Regions from separate parts of the Homo sapiens genome. Here region 2 is linked to region 1. The links are chromatin contacts, found by Hi-C in ENCODE. All regions are on one chromosome and are shown on one strand. Each heading gives the region's core, a stretch centred on a gene start or an enhancer-like site at or near the end of the contact. The rest is flanking DNA. Distances are from core to core; before and after follow the strand shown. Region 1 holds the start of FAR2-AS1 (FAR2 antisense RNA 1). Region 2 overlaps OVCH1-AS1 (OVCH1 antisense RNA 1).

Evidence for each region. A loop is a pair of places that touch in the nucleus more often than their neighbours do. Pooled maps may share reads with other maps.
Region 2: a pooled map shows a loop between it and region 1 (6-fold over the local background). The contact joins the enhancer-like site here to the promoter of FAR2-AS1 in region 1. A Hi-C loop is called at or near these places in 7 of 168 maps with a recorded cell type or tissue (CD4-positive, alpha-beta T cell, CD4-positive, alpha-beta memory T cell, CD8-positive, alpha-beta T cell and 3 more), 12 of 37 single-sample maps with no recorded cell type and 14 of 50 pooled maps.

The regions. Positions count from the first base shown.
Region 1 is chr12:29,315,047-29,321,210 of GRCh38, reverse strand. FAR2-AS1 (FAR2 antisense RNA 1) reads left to right here and starts at 3,363. Exons shown (of 7, transcript NR_103860.1): 1 at 3,363-3,503. FAR2 (fatty acyl-CoA reductase 2) reads right to left here. Exons shown (of 12, transcript NM_001271783.2): 9 at 4,199-4,370.
Region 2 is chr12:29,425,919-29,432,116 of GRCh38, reverse strand. The region is part of intron 1 of OVCH1-AS1 (OVCH1 antisense RNA 1); the gene reads right to left. It also overlaps a transcript of OVCH1 not described here. Among named protein-coding and RNA genes, the nearest start is that of OVCH1-AS1, 40 kb to the right of the region's middle. Within about 2 kb of position 3,241, at least 3 of the 41 ENCODE cell types and tissues checked have a DNase peak (open chromatin) inside an H3K27ac peak, as active enhancers do.

The DNA of each region.
Region 1 (6,164 bases), core at 2,114-4,613:
TTAAGAAGTTGATAGGATCTGAGGTCTTAGTATGTAACTTTTGGGCAGAAGTGTTGACTGTATTAGTGTTTGTTGAATCAAAAGCAGTTGTCAATCATAGTGGAGATTAAAAAAAAAAAAAACTTCTTGTTGATAACCTATTCTGTGTTAGGCACAGTCCTGATACTTTCACAAAGTATTCTCTCTGCTAATTTTGATATCATCTTTGTTAGGTAAGTCTGCAGTTTTACAAATGAGTAACATAAGCTTAAGATAAAAAGTGTCAAAGTCAAATTCCAACCCAGTTTTAACTGACCTCAAAAAACCTGCGCTGTGTAATCTCACTACCCTGTGTCCCATTACACAAGATGAACCACACTGTCCAATCTTGTGGTCAGGACTTGGACCAGATCTTCTTTGTGCACCTCCCAACTTTATAACAATTTACAAAAAACTTTCATATACAATCTTACTTGATCCTAACAATATGGCTGTAAGATAGTCAGGATGTATATTATGTATCTCCATTTTACAGAGAGATTATGCTCAAGGTCCCATAGCTAATCCCCAACCTAGGTCTTTTAGCTACAAGTCACTTTTGGCCTGTAAAGCACTTGATTTGTAGTTAACCAGTCTTGGCAGTAGTGATTACTATAGTTGGCTCAGTAATTATGATGCTATTGTGGGGATTTGGTCTTACTTCTGGTCAAAGTTAATGCCCATGTACTTAATGACTCATGAGGTATTTCTCTTACTGTATCATAGGAAATTTCTTAGGCATGAGGTAGACATCATTGTGCCTGATATAAGCACCATAATAGGGTTCCACTTTACTATTATCTAAATCTTTAGTCATTCTCCAACTCTGATGCAATTGATATGATTTCAATACATTTATTTTAATTGTTAAAAATAACGGTTGGACATGATATCATTGGATGTACAGAACTATATCAACCTAATGATATGTTTTAGAAAATATACTTGTATTACTCCCAGATAGAGAAGGTCTTTATTGTTTGTCTGAGACAGGGTCTCGCTTTATTGCCCAGGCTGTAGTGCAGTGGCTCAATCATGACTCACTGCAGCCTTGACCTCCTGGGTTCAAGCAATCTTCTGCCTCAGACTCCTGAGTAGCTGGGACTACAGGCACATGCCACCATGCCTGGACAACGTTTTTAAATTTTATTTTTGTAGTGATGGGGTCTCACTATGTTGCCTAGTCTGGTCTTGAAGTCCTGGGCTTAAGTGATACTCCTTCCTCAGCCTCCAAAATTGCTGGGGTTACAGGTGTGAGCCACCACACCCAGCCAAGAAGGTCTTCTTAATACCCAAAATGCAAAAGCTGAAGGAAAACAATGATTGATTCATTTTACCACATAAAAATTTTAAACATCTTTAGTATTAATAGGGATTATTATATTCTAAGCACTCATATTAAACTATATAAAATAGGTTACGATTACTGTGCCCATTTTACAGAATAGGAAGTTAGGATTTAGAGAGATGAAGTAATTTAGGGCTCTAATGGCTAAATTGGTGAAGCCAGGATTTAAATCCTATAAGCCTGACTCCAAACTCCATGTTCCTAAGCCCTGCATTATATGTATCTTCACTCATATTACAAAAAGCTTTATAGTCAAAGCTAAAAAGAAACAGACCTGGAGAAAATATATGAAATATGTATTCACACACACATGTTCCCATACATTAATAAGGACAACCCAATAGGAAAATAGGGAGCAGAAGCAGGCAGCACACAGAGGGGAAAACTTAAATGTCCAATAAATGAATGAAAGTCCAGCCCCTCCAGCAATCATGAATGCAAATCAAAAAAACAAAAAGATGTCATTCCTTATGAGTTTGACAATTCAGAAGTTGATTTTTACAAAGTATTCTTACCCCCATTAAGAGGGTAAGACATACTGTTTTGTACCCCTTGGCCGGGCGCGGTGGCTCATGCCTGTAATCCCAGCACTTTGGGAGGCCGAGGCGGGTGACTTGCTTGAGGTCAGGAGTTCGAGACCAGCCTGGTCAAGATCGTGAAACCCCATCTCTGCTAAAAATACAAAAATTAGCCAGGCACAGTGGCGGGCGCCTGTAATCCCAGCTACTCGAGAGGCTGAGGCAGGAGAATCGCTTGAACCCAGGAGGCAGAGGTTGCAGTGCGCTGAGATCTCGCCACTGCACTCTAGCCTAGGTGACAAAGCAAGACTCCATCTCAAAAAAAAAAGAAAAAAGAAAAAGAAAAAAAAAAGACTTTTGTACCCTTCATACACTGTTGTGGTAGTGCCAATTGACAGTCTCTTCCTTAGGGAGGGTCACCTGGCACTAGTCACAAACTCCACATACTCTTCAATCCAGCAGTCTCCCTCCTCAGCATCCTCTCCTGACACAGGCACATTCTACAAAGAGGCATGCACACTGATATTCATTGCCCTATTTGCAGTAGAAAAAAAAGACAACACCGGGCAGAATGACTTAGATTTTCATGGAAAATTAGTGGAAAAAGTTGTAAAATATGTACAATTGATTTATATACACACATACCCCCCTACTGCAAAGCAAACTATGTACGTCCATATATGGATGTAAAAGCATAGGAGAGTATACACAAGCACACCTGGAGCAGGAAAGGGTCTAGAAGGATTTCAGCTTTTTCTGCCATAAAGATTATTGCTAAAATACATACCACACAACAAACCAACCCATTTCCCACAAATATTACTGTTTGACTTCTCACAAGATACATATAGATTTTTATTGTGTCTCTTCCTTCTGTGTTTCTCTTTTTTCCTAACTGAACTTTGTTCTTTATGCAGGCCCTCTTCCAATCCTGATATATTTTAAAACCTTTAGCATTTCTGCCTACAATATTTGGGTTTTCTTCTTTTCCTGTCTTTATTTAATAAGCCCCATACAAATATTTTCCCCATAATCACAATGTTTCCTTTTCACCTTGCTCAAGAACTGAGTTATGAGCTCCAAATGAGGTCTTTAAAAATTTAGATAAACTCTACATTGGCTAAGTTTTAGTCATTTGCACTGCTAATAAAGATGACAAACACGCTGAAGAAGACTTCCTCCCTTATAAAGGGGCTAGCACAGAAGGCAATACTGTTCATACTTCTGATTCTTGATCACGAGAATTGCCTTAGGCAATTATAACAATGACTCCTCTGACACATAATATTATTCAAGCGAGACAGATAAAGGCGTATGTCCTGTGTCACACAGCTAGGTGGTGACAGCTGCCTTAGCATCAGCACACTGTGTTCCCTCTAATTTCTTCACTCATCTCTAGGTGGCAGTAAATCTGGTTCCGAATACTGACTTTGAGACTCGGCTTTCTCCACATCCTTCCTGTCACTTCCTTTGAGACTAATTCAGATTCTTTCCTTAGCTTCTATTTCCCCATTTGTAAAATTGGGATGATGAGGACATCTTCCTTGGGTAGCTGTGACAATGAAAATGGGATCATCATGCATCAGCCTTAGCCCCACGAGTGCCACAGTAAACTCTCAGTAAGTGAGGTTGTCATCATTATTGTATATTTAAGATTATCTACCTATTCAGAAAACCCTAGTGACAGAGTCTCAATTGCTTTTCTTTTCGCATGAATGATTACTTGCTGAATTCATCAACCTCTTTAACATTTACCTTCCTTTATTGTGCTGGAACATTTTTAATGTCTTTTGTGGCTTCTCACTATGACTGCTTTGTTCAAAACTTATACAGGTCGAGTATCCTTTATGTGAAATACTTGGGCCAGAAGTGTTTTGGGTTTTGATTGTTTTCAGATTTTGGAATATTTGCATATATGTAATGAGCTATCTTGGGGATGGGACCCATGTCTAAACACAAAATTCATTTCTGTTTCATACACACTTAGCCATATACACAGAGCCTGAAGGTAATCTTACATAATATTTTAAATAATTTTATGTATGAAACAGTTTTGAATGTCTTTTGACTGTGACCCATCACATGAGGTAAGGTATGTGGAATTTTCCACTTGTGGCATCATGTCAGCACTCAAAACGTTTTGGATTTTGGAGAATTTCAGATTTTGGATTTTCAGATTAGGTGTGTTCAATCTGTATATATGGGTAAGATTCAGTTGTCTCCTTTAATCCTCGGCTGAAGGAAGCACTAAAGATTTTGGGGCCTTAATCTCCCATGCAGTGACACTCTCAAAGCCATTGACTCAGCTTCTCACCTGGGCTTCCTTCCAGTGAGCCGCAGATAGCAGTCATAGATAATGGCAGGGGCCCGGTGGCTGACCGCATTCCAGTACTGTGATGTGAAGCTGTTGCTGGTAAAATTAGCATTTGGCCTCCTGAAAGGTCTCTCAAATGGGATTTTTTCAAAGGTTGCCAAGACTTGGACTCCTGGGGAAAAAAGAAAGTAAGTGCTAGAGGAGAAAAGGAGAATATAAGTCCATCATAGTGGAAAGCATTTGTAATGGGTCAAAACAATAAAGACGAAGGATTTGCTGTGTAGAGTCAAGAATCAATTTCTGAGAACAATATAAAGATTTTTGTGCTGGGCAAATGGTTATCTGCAAACTGAAACAGTGTGAATGGGTTAATAATTGGATTCTTTAGTTGAAGCATTTACTGTAAAACAAACTATTGGGGAAACACTTGTCAATACAAGGAGGTACTGTTCAGAAAAACATGAATCTGCCTTTAATTCTAAGGTCATCCAGTCTATTCTGAAAGCCCCAAGACAGAGGCGAGAGACCTTATTTCCCTGGCTGGACCATTACTTTCAGAACCATTTAGAAAGTTTCTTAACATTTTATTTGAATCTTTATTAAAGGTTTAAGTAAAAGATTGTAAAGATTCTCAAGGCAAGATTTCTTTGTGTTAGTCTACTTCAAATACTTCTCTGGGAATATGTTAGACTCAATTGTCCACTCTGGTATCCAGAGTTTTATTCATAATAGTATTTTTCTTTTTATATTATTACTTAGATTAAGCTTAAGAACTTTTTATGTACATTTGTGAATTCAGTAGTTGTTTCCAAAAGATATTCATTTGAATTCAATTTTATTTAATGTATGTAGGTTTTTTTTCAAAGCATATGCCTAAGCTCATTATTCAATTATGATGATATCACTTATTATGGTAATATGATTATTGCCCTCCTTAAAAAAATACCAGCTAAAATCTGTCTGAAAATATAAATCCTATACAAAGAAGAGTCTCAAGAATCACCTGGTTCATAGGCATTTATTGAAACATTTGTGGCATTATTAAAACATTTGGTTCTGATAGCGTAAGAGATTCTGATCTCAACACTGACATTCTGATGTATATATCCATATACCTGTTCAACATTTCCATCTGGATGTGTAATAGACATTCACATTTAACAGCTCTAAAATTGGCCTCCTGATACTCCCACTACCAACCACCCCCTTCCCAATGCATACACAAACTTGCTTCTTCACTAATCTTCTACCTCTAACCAAATGGTAATTCAGTTTTTTTAGTAGTTCAGCCAAAAACTTTGGGGTCATCCTTGATTCTTCTCTTTAACAACCCACACACAATTCAACAAAATCTATCAGCCTTCTGTTTGAAAAATACCCAGAATCATAATTTCCACCTTCTGTGTCTCTGATCCAAACCACTACTGTAGCCTGGAGTGTTGCAGTACTGTCCTAAATGGTCTCTGCCACTACCCTTGTACTCCTACAGTCTGACCTCCATGTGGCAGCCGGAGTGATTCTTGTAAAATGTAACTCAGAATATATTACAGATACTTCTCCATTCAGAGCCCTTCAGTGGAATCTCATCTCATTTGGAGGCAAAGCCATGGTCTGGAAGGCTTTGCACACTCTGCATCCTCACTCTCTCTGCCCACCACTCTGACTTTATCTCCTACCATCCTCCCCCTCAGTGCTTCTGCTGCAGCCATACTGGCCTCCTTGCTGTCCTTGAATATGATTAAAGAGCTGTAGCACTTATTGTTTCTTCAACTTGGAATATCTCCTCCACATGTCCCTCTGATTTGCCCCCTCACTTCTTTCAGGTCTCTGCTAAGATGACACCTTATCAGGGAGACTTTCCTTGGCCATCACATATAAAATAGCAGCCTTCCCACATCACTATTTACTTCTTTAGTCTGTTTTATTTTTTTGCAGTCTCTCAACCATATCTGATGTATATTTCTCC
Region 2 (6,198 bases), core at 1,992-4,491, 110 kb before region 1:
CTCACTTCATACCCAGCCATGCCAACCTTGCTGCTGTTCCTCAGCAAGCATGCCCTCTGCTATATCCCTGAAACCTATAACTATGCGTGGTAAATAGTACTCAAGAATTGTTTATTTGAATAAAGGTAATGACATTTCAGCTAAGGCAGAGTAGGAGTGGAAAATAAGGAGGTAGCTCCTTAGCTGATGAATGGGTTAACAAACGTGTCTATTTTGCTTAGGCGAATCCTCCTGCCTGAGAGCTAATGTATGAGTAGGGGTTAACTCAGGTAAGAGACTCTTATTACATATATTCATTCTGTTTTTCAGATAAACATAGAAAACCTTTAATGTAGACATGTTTTTCGTGACAGAAGAATTATAATAGATTTATATACCCCATGTGTGAGGTTTATTCAAGATCTGACTCATTTTGTGTTCTTAAGATTGCAGATAAAACACGCTATGAGAAATTATGATATGTCTATGTGAATAAGAAATATAGAGCCATTATAATTTATATGAGGTAGTTAGTAGCATGGAAAAATGGTCACAATAAATTAAATAGGGGGAAAATGTTGTAATGGTATAAAATGGAATACAATTTTTTAAACATATACAGCATAGAAAGACTTTGCAAGATTTACATTAAAACATGAATATTGGTTGCTTAAAGGAGGGACTATAGGAGGATTTTTTTTTTGAGACAGGGTCTTGCTCTGTTCAGGCTGCAGTGCAGTGGTGTGATCATGGTTCACCGCAGCTTCAACCTCCCAGGCTCAAGTGAACCTCCCACCTCAGCCTCCCAAGTAGCTGGGATCACAAGTACACACCACCATACCTGGCTAGCACTTTTGTTTTTTTTGGTAGAGACGAGGTCTTGCTGTTACCCAGGTTGGTCTCAACCTCCTGGGCTCAAGCAATCTTCCTGCCATGGACTCCCAAAGTGCTGGAATTACAGGCGTGAACCACCATACCCAACACAACTTTTTATCTCCTCCTTTGGACTCTATTTTTGAAACTTTCTATAATGAGCATATATGCATTGCTTTTATAATCAGAATAAAGAAATATGTTATAAAAGTTTAATTGGGTGTATTGACCCTGAATGTTCTTATTCTATATTCCATGAGAGGAAAAATTAAATACAATCATAGCCTTGGGAGATTGCTTGGTGCCTTAGCAAACCGTTTCTGCCTGGACTCACAGGGGTACTCTGGGAGGGCAGCTAGAGGTACTGGGAAAAGGCCACATGGAGAAGGAACTCTCCAACTGAACTTTGTAACAATTTGAACTGATCAAGAAGCCTCCTGGCCAGAACTCAAGGGAGGGTGTTAATCTGGTGTGCAGACTCCACAGGCAGGAATAGAAGGAAAGCCATACTTGATTTCGCAGCTGGGAGGTGGGTAGCCTGGGACAAATTCTCCAGCTCTGCTCACCCACTGCCTGGAAACAGACTCAGTGCTTTTGGAGAGGGCATGGTGGAAGTGAGACAAGCCCTTTGGATTGTGTGGAGCTGGGTGAGGTCTGTGACTGTCAGCTCTCCCCCAGTTTCCCTGAAAACCTGCATGACACAGCAGAGACAGTCATAATCCTCCTAGGAATGTAACTCCATTGACCTGGGAACCTCACCCCAATCTCCCACAGCAGCTGTAGCAAGACCTGGCCAAGGAGAGTCTGAGCTCAGACACACTTAGCCCTGCCCCCACCTAATGGTCCTTCCCTACCCACCTTGGTCACTGCAGAGGGCATATACTCTTGGGAGTTCTAGGGGCCCGCCTATCACCTGTTCCTCCCCATTCGACCACAGCTGGTGCTCTCTGGAAAATGCCACCTCCTGGCAGGGGGCCAACCAGCACAAAAATAGTGCTAATGCTATTTCATAAATGATATTGAAGTTATGTTTTATGCAGTTATGGGGGAAGTGAAATATTACTATGGCATTTGCAAATTTAGAGAAGTCCTAAAGATCTTAGGTCACATCTCTTGAATATCAAGTGTCAATTCACACACCTCTAGACTGAAGATAATAATACCTGTATCTTATGATTGTGAAACCTAAATAAGATCATGTATGAAATAGGAGTGACAAAAATAAATTGAAATGTAGACGTGGTGTGACTTAATGGATTTACAGTTTGTGATTTAAGGTCAAATAATTCAGGCTGTTTGCTTTTGAAGTGGGGGTCCGTTTTTCCAAACAGAAGTCATTTAAACATAAGTAAGGATCTGTGGATACCAAGAAGCAATGATAGGAATTAATAAAGTATGCTACAGTTTAGGTTTTAATGACCTACTTGTAGACATTCCAATTAGATTCAAGTAACTTCTCTTTTTGATTATTGTATATTTTTTCTCTTTGTCTCAAGGATGTCCAGTATTGGATTTGATTCCAGTGACTTCTGTTGAGATCACATCTCTTGATTATCCTAACAGTTAACTCAACATGCTGAATTACACTTGGACTTTTTATTCCACAACAGTAAATAAAATGAAGGCCATGATTAAAGACTTTATAACAGAAGAATCTTTGAACTGTGATTGGGATTATATAATATTTATGATAGACCATATCAGCAATCAATTCTACTTTGTAAATTTATCTTTCTTAAATGGCCTACACTAACTGGCACCAAGTATTTATATAATGAATATACATGTAAAACATGACCTACATTGGCCTTGGGAACAATAGCATTTGTTGTCAGTGATTTCTCATCAGATCCTTCATTAGAATCCTATAGCATTATTGAGCACAGTTGGATGAGTATGAGATCACACTCACTGGATCTTTATTCCTTCCCAATCCTGGCTTGTCTTGACTTTTTAGTACAAAAATTCCTATCTCATTTAACCATTAGTTGGCACTCTTGGTTTTGTCCAGATGCCATATGTTTTAAAGGATTTTATTTCCTAAATGGCATTTTTAGATGGTAACTTTTTTGAAAATGTATTTACTCAGTGTTACCAGTATCAGGTTTTATACTCATAATATAGATGGCCCTTTTTAGACCTCAGATAAATTAAAGTGGAGAAAAGTTCCATTAGCCAGAATAATCTTTACCGATGAGTGGTGCTGAGGACTAAGAAATTAATGGTTGGAGGTGCTGGGAGTCAAACTCAGGGCCTTGTACATGAGAGGCACCTGTCTACCAGTGAGCTACACTCACTTACCAAGCTTGAATAATCTTTAGAAATGTATTGGTCACATAGTGTCTGTCATGCTTGAGCATTTGGCAGTATTCCATCATGAGACTGACTCATAGAGGGAAACTTTTTGAAACATTTTGTAATTGAGTATTGCATCAACTTCTCTAGTTTCCTCTTAGTTCTGCCACTTAGGACACCATTAAAATCCATTTATTGCACAGGTCAAGAGGAGGATTTTGATGCTTTCTTTTTCCAGGGACCTTGACCCCTCCTATGATAGTTCCAGATTTATAACACCATTAAGTTCAGAATTTTGCTTTGAAGTTCCAAAGTTGCCTAACTTTCCTATCAGTAAGTATGGCTCTTATTAGATTATAAAGCAATTGGGGTATGGAGGAGGGGAAGATTTATAAGTTCAAGCTATTGGTTTTCCTTAAGATGAACCATGGGTCTCCATAGCACCATACTCTTCAACCCTAATTCCTGTCAATACCCTTTCACCAAAGACCCTAGAAATGTACCTGTAGTTGAACAAATTGCATTTTGCACTCATTGCAGAGAGGGAGTATACACACCATGGAAAACCATGGGGTATCTCAGTAAGAAGGTGTTAGAAAAACCTATAATAGAGGTAGAGCTTTGGGTAATTTTGGAGAGGGTCTAAGGAAATGGACTTTGTTCTGAATTGGTTTCTGTCAGGAAGTAGAGCAATTTTACGATGGCTATCTCAGTCAAAAGGAGGCCTGGCTAGAGTAAGGATAAAACTGTAACTGGTAAAGCAGTAGCAGTTCCTCATTTTAGCCAAGAGAGGGAGGAGAGTGGTATTTTGGTGGTTGCACACAGCCGTTTTTTGTCTTACCTTATCATAGACTAGCACCGCCCTGTCTGCTGTTGATGTCCTGTGAGACAGTGTATGTCCAACAGGAAAATAACATGGTCCAGCTGCGAGCATCAGACCAGGTTCTCTGTATGTCAGGGACTGCTTTTCTCTTTCTCACTCTTTAATATTCTCCAAACTGGTAACATCATTCCTCTTTAAAAGCTCAGATTAATCAAAATTTCAGAGGTGTCAAATGATTACAAATGAGACAACCTGAATTTCTGTAATGAGCCTGTGTAATTCTATATAACAGTGAAGGGATTTGCATTTATTTGTGAGCTCGCACAATTTTACTTCAATGAACCATGCAATTTCTGTAAAGATTTTGGACCTAATGAATATAGACCCCTGTTGCTACTCTCCTGGCTTCCCCGTTAGCTAGGCTATCACCCCATTCAAGCTGCTATAACAAATACCATAGACTGAGTGGTTTCCAAACAACAAATATTTATTTCTCACAGTATGGAGGCTGAGAAGTCCAGGATCCAGGTGCCAGCAGATTTGGTGCCTGCTAAGGGCTCACTTTCTGGTTCTTAGGCACAGCCCATTCTCACTGGGTCCTCACATGGAGGAAGAGGCCTCTAACCAAGCACATTCTGTCTCAAGTTTCACGTCCTCAATCATTCAAATGCTACCTTACCTGAGACCTCCTCTATCATACAATCTAAATAGCCTTCCTTAACCTTTTCTTCTAGGGATTGATCATGGCCTGATGGAGTATTATCTTTCATTCATTTATAATTTGTCTCTTCTACCAGAATTAAAATTTCCTGGCAACAGAACTTTGTCTCTTTTGTTCTTGCTGTATCCTCAATGTCTAAAGCACTGCTTGACAGAAAATATTTGATTTTTAAAAGAAAAAGTGGAAAAAATGGCCCTGAATGAGGGAAGAGCTTGGTAACTTAGGGAACTGTCAGAGGTCAGAGTGACTAGAGAGAGATTGAGCAAGGACAGACTAGAATGAAGTGGGGTGGTGGAGCAGAGAGGCTTTCTCCAATTGTGCAGCTCAGGCTATGATAGTGACTTTGGATTTTATTCCAGTTCAATAGGAGGTCATCATAAGTTTTGACAGGGGAGTAATTTGAAGGCTGATCTGGAGTGACAAAGTGAATTGTGTCTATAGTTATGAGGCTCTTGTCTACACCTGCACTGTCCAATCCATGTTGCTATTTAAATGTAAATTAGTTAAAATGAAGTAAAATGTGACAATACCAACATTTCAAGTGCTCAGTAGCTACATGTAGCGAGTGACTACCATATTGGACAGCAAAGATATAGAAAGCTCCATCATTGCAGAAAGTTCTATTGCACTGTTTTAGACAATAGATGATGTTGCTTTAGAGGAGGATAACAATAATGGAATGCGAGTGAAGTAGACAGATCTGGAGATAGAATGGAGAGGATTTCCTGATGGATTGAATATGGAATTCAGTATGCAAATCAAGAATGACTCTTAGGTTTATGATGTGAGACACTGGAGAAAGCATTTATGGAGATGGAAAATATGACAGGGAGAAAAAGATTTATAGAGAGATATCTGTTTGGGCCATGCTAAAAACATTGCTCTGATATATCCAGATTGAGTTGCCACTAGTTAGCTAGAGATAGAACTCTTGAGCTAGTGGAGGATTTGGAGCTATAGATATCAATTTGGGACTTTTCAGTTTCTCACTAATTTAGTTATCCTTTCTCCTACATCGTCTATCTTCTCTATCATTCTCATCAGTTTCAAACATGTTCTAATATTATCTATCATTTAAAACAAACTAAAACTAATGTAAGTCAGCAATTATCCCATTTCTCTGCTTCCTTTTAAAGCAAAATTTCTCACTTTTTAAAGGGTTGATGGATTTAGGAAGTTTATGGGATCAATGGCTTAGAAGGTCATGGTGAGATTAAATAATTGTAGCAAAGAAATATTAATATACTTAGGAGGTGGTGATTTAGAAAGTGGGATGTTTGAACTAATTCCAGAGGTGTCAAATGATTACAAATTCAGAGCAGCGATAGTAAAGAATTAAAAGATAAAGGGAATCATAGTACCATAGTACTAGCTGAGTCTCACAAGTTCTTTACTTGTTGGTGTGCAATCTGGTTACTAAATATTTTGAATATCCCCCTTGGTCAAACACAAATTTAAGGAACGTTGGCAAACTGGAGTGCATCCAAAGAGCATAATGAGCAGGATG